Linked DNA regions of Homo sapiens: region 1 is linked to region 2. A link is a loop called in an ENCODE intact Hi-C map of the cell type or tissue named here. Cell type or tissue: ascending aorta. All regions are shown on one strand. Each heading gives the region's core, and the rest is flanking DNA. Links, peaks and the distances in the headings are about the cores only.

Region 1 (2,810 bases), core at 71-2,570, 800 kb before region 2:
CTGTCTTCTTGAGTTGGATAGAAACATTTTATTTTTAGAGCTACAAAAGAACTTAACAGCTATCCAGTTGAGAGTCTTATCATTTTTTATGATACCCTTTAAGAAATAGGTATGTTATGGACACTGTTAGCAGGAAAATGCATCCATACATGCAAAAATAAGATTTGCATATAATTTCAGTGTTCTCTGAGTCTCAAAACAAGAACATTTTACCTTATCCAACCCTGTAGTTTCATAAATAAATAAAGTCACTAAAAGTGTGTTTTTACTCAGGTAACCAACAAACTGATATGTAGCACAGTGGAAATTCAGTTATGTATGTAAAAACGCTATTGAATACTCTTTCTACAATGCCACCTTGATTCTCTTTAAGCATGTCTCATGCAAAAGTGATTATCCAGTAAATTTTAGCTGTATCCAGATTAGAGTACACACAAGAGTTTGGGATAGGTACACAAGGGGTTTAGTGGAGAACAGCTTCTGGAGCCAAGCACACCTGGGCTCCAAGCTCTCATACATAGTAGCTGTGTGACCCTGGACTACAGATTATCTGATACAAGTGTCCATTTCCTCATCTGTTCATGAGTGATATCTCTAAAATCTAGCCCTGGGCCTTTGCAGAATTAGGCATGGTAATGCATGTAAACTGCTTATTAAGGTGCTTGGAACATAGAATTAAATATTAGCTCAAAGAAGTAAAAAATGTATCACTATCATTAGGTTACACATCATTTAATCTGAAGGGTCCCCTATGTTCAAGGTTGATTAGGTTATCTGTGAACTTTTAACAGCCCAAGCTGACATTCTGGATCTGCCACTAGCAAGACACCTTGACAGGTGTTCTGCCTTCCAATTCTAATATTTACAGAGTTCTGAGTATGTTGTTTAAAGACTTTATCTTGGTTTGAGTGTCCAAGGAGAGCATATATGAATAAGCCTGTTTATTTCTTTCTAAGGCTTAAAATTGCAATTTAGAAATCAGTCACCAAGTGGACATTTTTATGGTTTTATGCTGTAAGTTTATGACCCATGTATCTCAGTTTCCTCATATATTTAGAGAAGAACAATGCAAGCTAGTAACCTATGTTGTTATTAAAAATGCAGGAAAGATTAAAGTTAATCATTTTAAACAAACACGATATATGGGAAATTTTTATAATTCAAACACTGGGAGTTGTGGCTACTCTGTTTAAAAGTAGATGAGTCTCTACTCAAAATTCGGTTCATGTCAAGACTGATGACATCACACACACCAGGAGAGTATGAAAAGGTTTCTTACTTACAGAACTGATGCTTTTCTGGTGAAAGCAAGGCAGGCCTCCCAAGCAGGTCTGAAATGATTTGAGAGAGCCAGGAAAGAAAAATAGCATGTATTTTTATTTCCGACAACAGGTAGGGCCAGTGGTAAAGTTCCCATGCATGGGCAGGAGTGTACATGGTGAAATCATCAATGCCAGAGAAGTGAGCACCCAGGCTTTTTAATCAATTTGCCCAGAGCTGGGGAAAAATAGAGGAGGCAAGGTGGGCCTGAGAGTTGTCAGCAGTTAAATATCAAAAACGGGATTAGATCCTTTATTACACTGTGTTGGATGACACATCACTGCACGCATCTTAACTACTATCAACACTCTCAATAGGTTATTCTAACTCTATTTAGAGAATACACAAAACTCATCCACTAGGTGCCTAAAGCCTCTTTTGGAACAGCCTCAACTATTTAGGGCCACATAAGCCTTCCACTGAAACCTAGGTTTTACACTGCACTGTCTTGCCCATTTTTATCAGGCTTTACTCTTGCAATTTCTTTAGCTACATTTCAGCAAGAGGGAAAAACTGACCATCTGTAGCATTCTTCTCATCTAGTCAGGGATGAAAAGAAATAGTGAAAAATTTTGATTATGCTTGGCAAATCTCTTCGTGACTATCTTTTTCTAATCAAGAAAACAATTTGATTCTGTTCCAAGGATTTAAAAATGAAATACATTTAACTTCTTTACCAAATCATATAGATTTTTTTCAAGTTTATTTCTACTTTTAAAGGTACCAGATACATTTTCCTCTTGAACATTTTAAAATAGCATGCATAGTTGCATACTTCATAGGTAGCAACTCTGAATCACAGTGATAGACAATCATTCCTACTCTAAATGCCAAATGATTATATGGTATAAACCATAAGTGCTTTGGGTGCTCAGAAGGAGACATATGTGTTTGAGATAGAGTGCACAGGCAAGATTCTTCTCAAAAGAAGAAGGAATTTAATAGATAAATAAGATTTAGAGAAATTACATGGAATGAGGAAGAGGAAATTTCAAATAGCGGGTAAAGCATAACTTCACACACGGGTAAGTGTTAATACAAGGCCTGCTATTTGAACGCAATGTATGTATGTGTGCTTGTGCTTTAAATGTACTGACACATGGTTCCAATATAAAATAACAGAATAGGAAGTGACTTTTCCTTCCATATTCAAGGAGCATGTATTATTCTTTATGTTATAAAGAAATTCCTTTTTGGAAAAGTCATTAGAAACCAACTGAAACTGCCATGCCTGCTCTGAAACAAGATTTACAGAACACAAAACTACGTGTGAAATATGAAAAGTTATAGAGATTTCACAAGAGTTTTGAGACTAAAGGACTATTCAAAATATAGCATTGGTGGAACACAAGGTTACCTGAGAATTAAGCAGTCTCCCTTGAGAACAGTAAAATCAGCTAGGAACCATACCTATTTGAGCTCAACATCATGTTGTTGGTATTTAAGCTGTGCCTGAATCATAGTAGGTGATCAAAAAAGGTTTTTTGGAT
Region 2 (2,810 bases), core at 191-2,690:
GCGACTTCTCAACCTCCATCATCATGTGGAACAATTCCTTACAATAAATCTCTTTATATATGTGTGCACACACACACACACACACACACACAGGCATGCATGCACACAGGCACATACACACTATTGGTTCTGTTTTTCCAGAGAACCCTAATATAGCATTGTAGTAATTCATGCCCATTGACATCTACTTTCTTATAAAACAGCGTCAAGTTCATCTGCCAAATGTGAAGCAGATAAGGAAGAGAAAATGGGCTTGAGAAGCAAGAAAGAGATTTTTCAGAATAGTAATGACAAAGTTACTGAATAAGGTCTGTTTCCCTTTATAAATATATTTTTCCAGAAGAAGAAGAATTTTTTCCGGAAGAAAAGTAATTTTTAATTAATTGTTAAATGATCAGTTCAATATGTCTCTGCTGCAAGATTATAAATCCAAAGGGAAGGGTCTGTGTTTTTCAAAGATGGAGTGTTGTTTATTGTTGGTGCCATTTGCTTGAGTTCTTATCCCAGCTTTGTCGTTTTCTCTCTGCATGATTTGGGGCATGTTATTCAATTTCTTTTCCCCTCAGTTTCCTCACCTGGATCTGTTTCCTAGGATTGTGATGGAGATGAAAGAAGAGCATTGAATAGTAACTGGCAATAGTGAAAACTCAGCAAAAGTGACCCATTGGGCCATGATCTTGGCCCAGTCTACCCTGAGCACTATAGCACAATGTTTAAAATATAGTAGGTCTTGAATTGCATGCATTTGTGGATGGATGAAGACTGTTATTCTCTGGCTTAGCCACTGTGATTGATTGTTAGCAGCTGAGCATTATTTTGGACCTATTCTACATTCTTCCCTGCATGTTGGGGGAAGAGCCTCAGGTATACATTTTTTGGAATCCCTTTCCAGTGGGGTTATGTATTTGATTTTGCCGATGAAAGTTGTTTGCCCAAGATTTGAAAAGGAAAGAGAAGAAAAATGATTATACCTTTGGGAGCAGCTGGGGAGAGGTGCATGGACTCTGGCAGAAGACACATGGAGTGTTTTTGCAGCCATATATGGGCTATCTCCTAAGAAACATATACTTTGCTGCTACATGAATCTGAGCCCTTCAGTGGCAGCTTGGATTTCTGATTTCTGCACTGGTGGATTTCTTCGTAGCAGTAGTAGCTCCTCAGTGTGAAAGGAAAATAAAAGCTTGGGACCCCCAATGCACTATGCCACAAGGAAAAAATTAAGCTGAAAGCTGAGTCAAGCAAGACACTGACTTTCCTTTTGTTTCTAAGCAGATAGCTACAATAAAAGGTTAAAAATCCCCACGGGTAGCTACTCTATGTAAAGCGCCAATTTACTGAGTGCCAAACGAATACATAATTGAGTATTCCCCTACCTGCTCCTTTTCCCTTGCAGCATGTGAATTTAGTAGTGTGATCATACCCTTCCTTTTCCTCCTCCAGCCTGCTTTTCCCCGTTCAATACTGAAGCCCTCAAAATTATTTTCGAAGAAGGCACAGACCTATCTCCCAGGCATGTCCTCAATTTTGGCAAAATAAATTTCTAAACTGATTGCGACCTGTCTCAGATCGTTTTTGGTTTACACCTGCCTTCATTTGTTGTGGCACTCCTGACACTGGTGTGAGTTTCTAATCCCCTGCATTAGATCCCTTCCTTCTTAAAATACCTAGAGGGCTTTGTTTTTTGGATTAAGCCCAATTGTTAGGGGATGAATTGTGTCCTCTCCTCCTCCAAATTCATGTCAAAGCCCCTAACACCCACTACTTCAGAATGTGACTGCATCTGGAGATAGGGGTCTTCAAAAAGGTGATTAAGTTAAATGAGGCCATTAAGGTTGGCTGTAATTCAATATGATTGGCATCCTTACAAAATGCAGAAAATTGGACATACACAGAGACATAAGGGATGTGGGCACACAGACAGGAAAGTCCATGTGAGGACAGCGAGAAGGTGGTGGTCTGCAAGCCAAAGAGAGTGACCTCAGGAAAAAAAAATCTTGCCCATATTTCAGTCTTAGACTTTTAGCTTCCAGGACTGTGAGAAAATGACTTTCTGTTGATTAAATCATCTGGTTCATGCTATTTTGTTATGGCAGCCCTAGGAAACTACTACATTAATCTGAACACAAATTGGATTGTTAGAACAATAGACTCTAAATTATCTCCCTGACTCTTTGAGGAGAAAGGGTATGCTATGGTCGTTCTCTAAGGCTCCAAGGTATCACCTATCTGTGAGTCACTTGAAAAATTCACACAAGGCACCTTTCATCCAGAAGTTGCTGCTGTACCAGTGCCATGTGAGTTCTGTAGCACAGCCTAGACGAGGTCTGAGTTCTGATCAACAGCCAGGAAAAACTGGCACAATGCGTATGTGTATTTTTTGTGGATATCATGATTCAGTTTTTTCTGCACATCATAAAGGCAGCTGAGGTGTCCATAGCCACCTCCAGTCAAGCCCAGACCCTGCCCACAATGCTCTGTAGCAGCTGTGGAGGACCTGCTGCTAATGGGGGCATAGCCATTCAGTAGGGGAGTTTGAGTGACTCTCTCCAATTCTGTAGTCAGTTTTGACAGGTAAGAAAAAAAGAACACCTCAAAATAGAGAGTGTGGGGGAAGAAAAAGGAATGGAAACCAGAACCGAGTTATAAGGGCCTGTGATGGTTGATAATGAGTGTCAACTTTATTGGATTGAAGGATGCAAAGTATTGATCTTGGGTGTGTCTGTGAGAGTGTTGACAAAGGAGATTAACATTAGAGTCTGTGGGCTGGGAAAGGCAGGGACACCCTCAATCTGGATGGGCACCATCTAATC

Evidence for each region. Peaks named below come from ENCODE experiments on the same cell type or tissue, not always from the same donor. Only the 100,000 strongest peaks of a DNase experiment are listed, where the experiment ranks them.
Region 1: it touches region 2 in a loop (4-fold over the local background); 23 of 110 quality-filtered maps call a loop at or near these places.

The regions. Positions count from the first base shown.
Region 1 is chr4:114,185,838-114,188,647 of GRCh38, reverse strand. No RefSeq gene overlaps it. Among named protein-coding and RNA genes, the nearest start is that of ARSJ, 210 kb to the right of the region's middle. In ascending aorta, for the core only: no CTCF peak of the experiment used is centred there; no DNase peak of the experiment used is centred there.
Region 2 is chr4:113,386,233-113,389,042 of GRCh38, reverse strand. It overlaps LOC105377374 (a long non-coding RNA gene), which reads left to right. Exons shown (of 5, transcript NR_199847.1): 5 at 593-1,550. Among named protein-coding and RNA genes, the nearest start is that of MIR8082, 240 kb to the right of the region's middle. In ascending aorta, for the core only: no CTCF peak of the experiment used is centred there; no DNase peak of the experiment used is centred there; H3K27ac peaks cover 413 bases.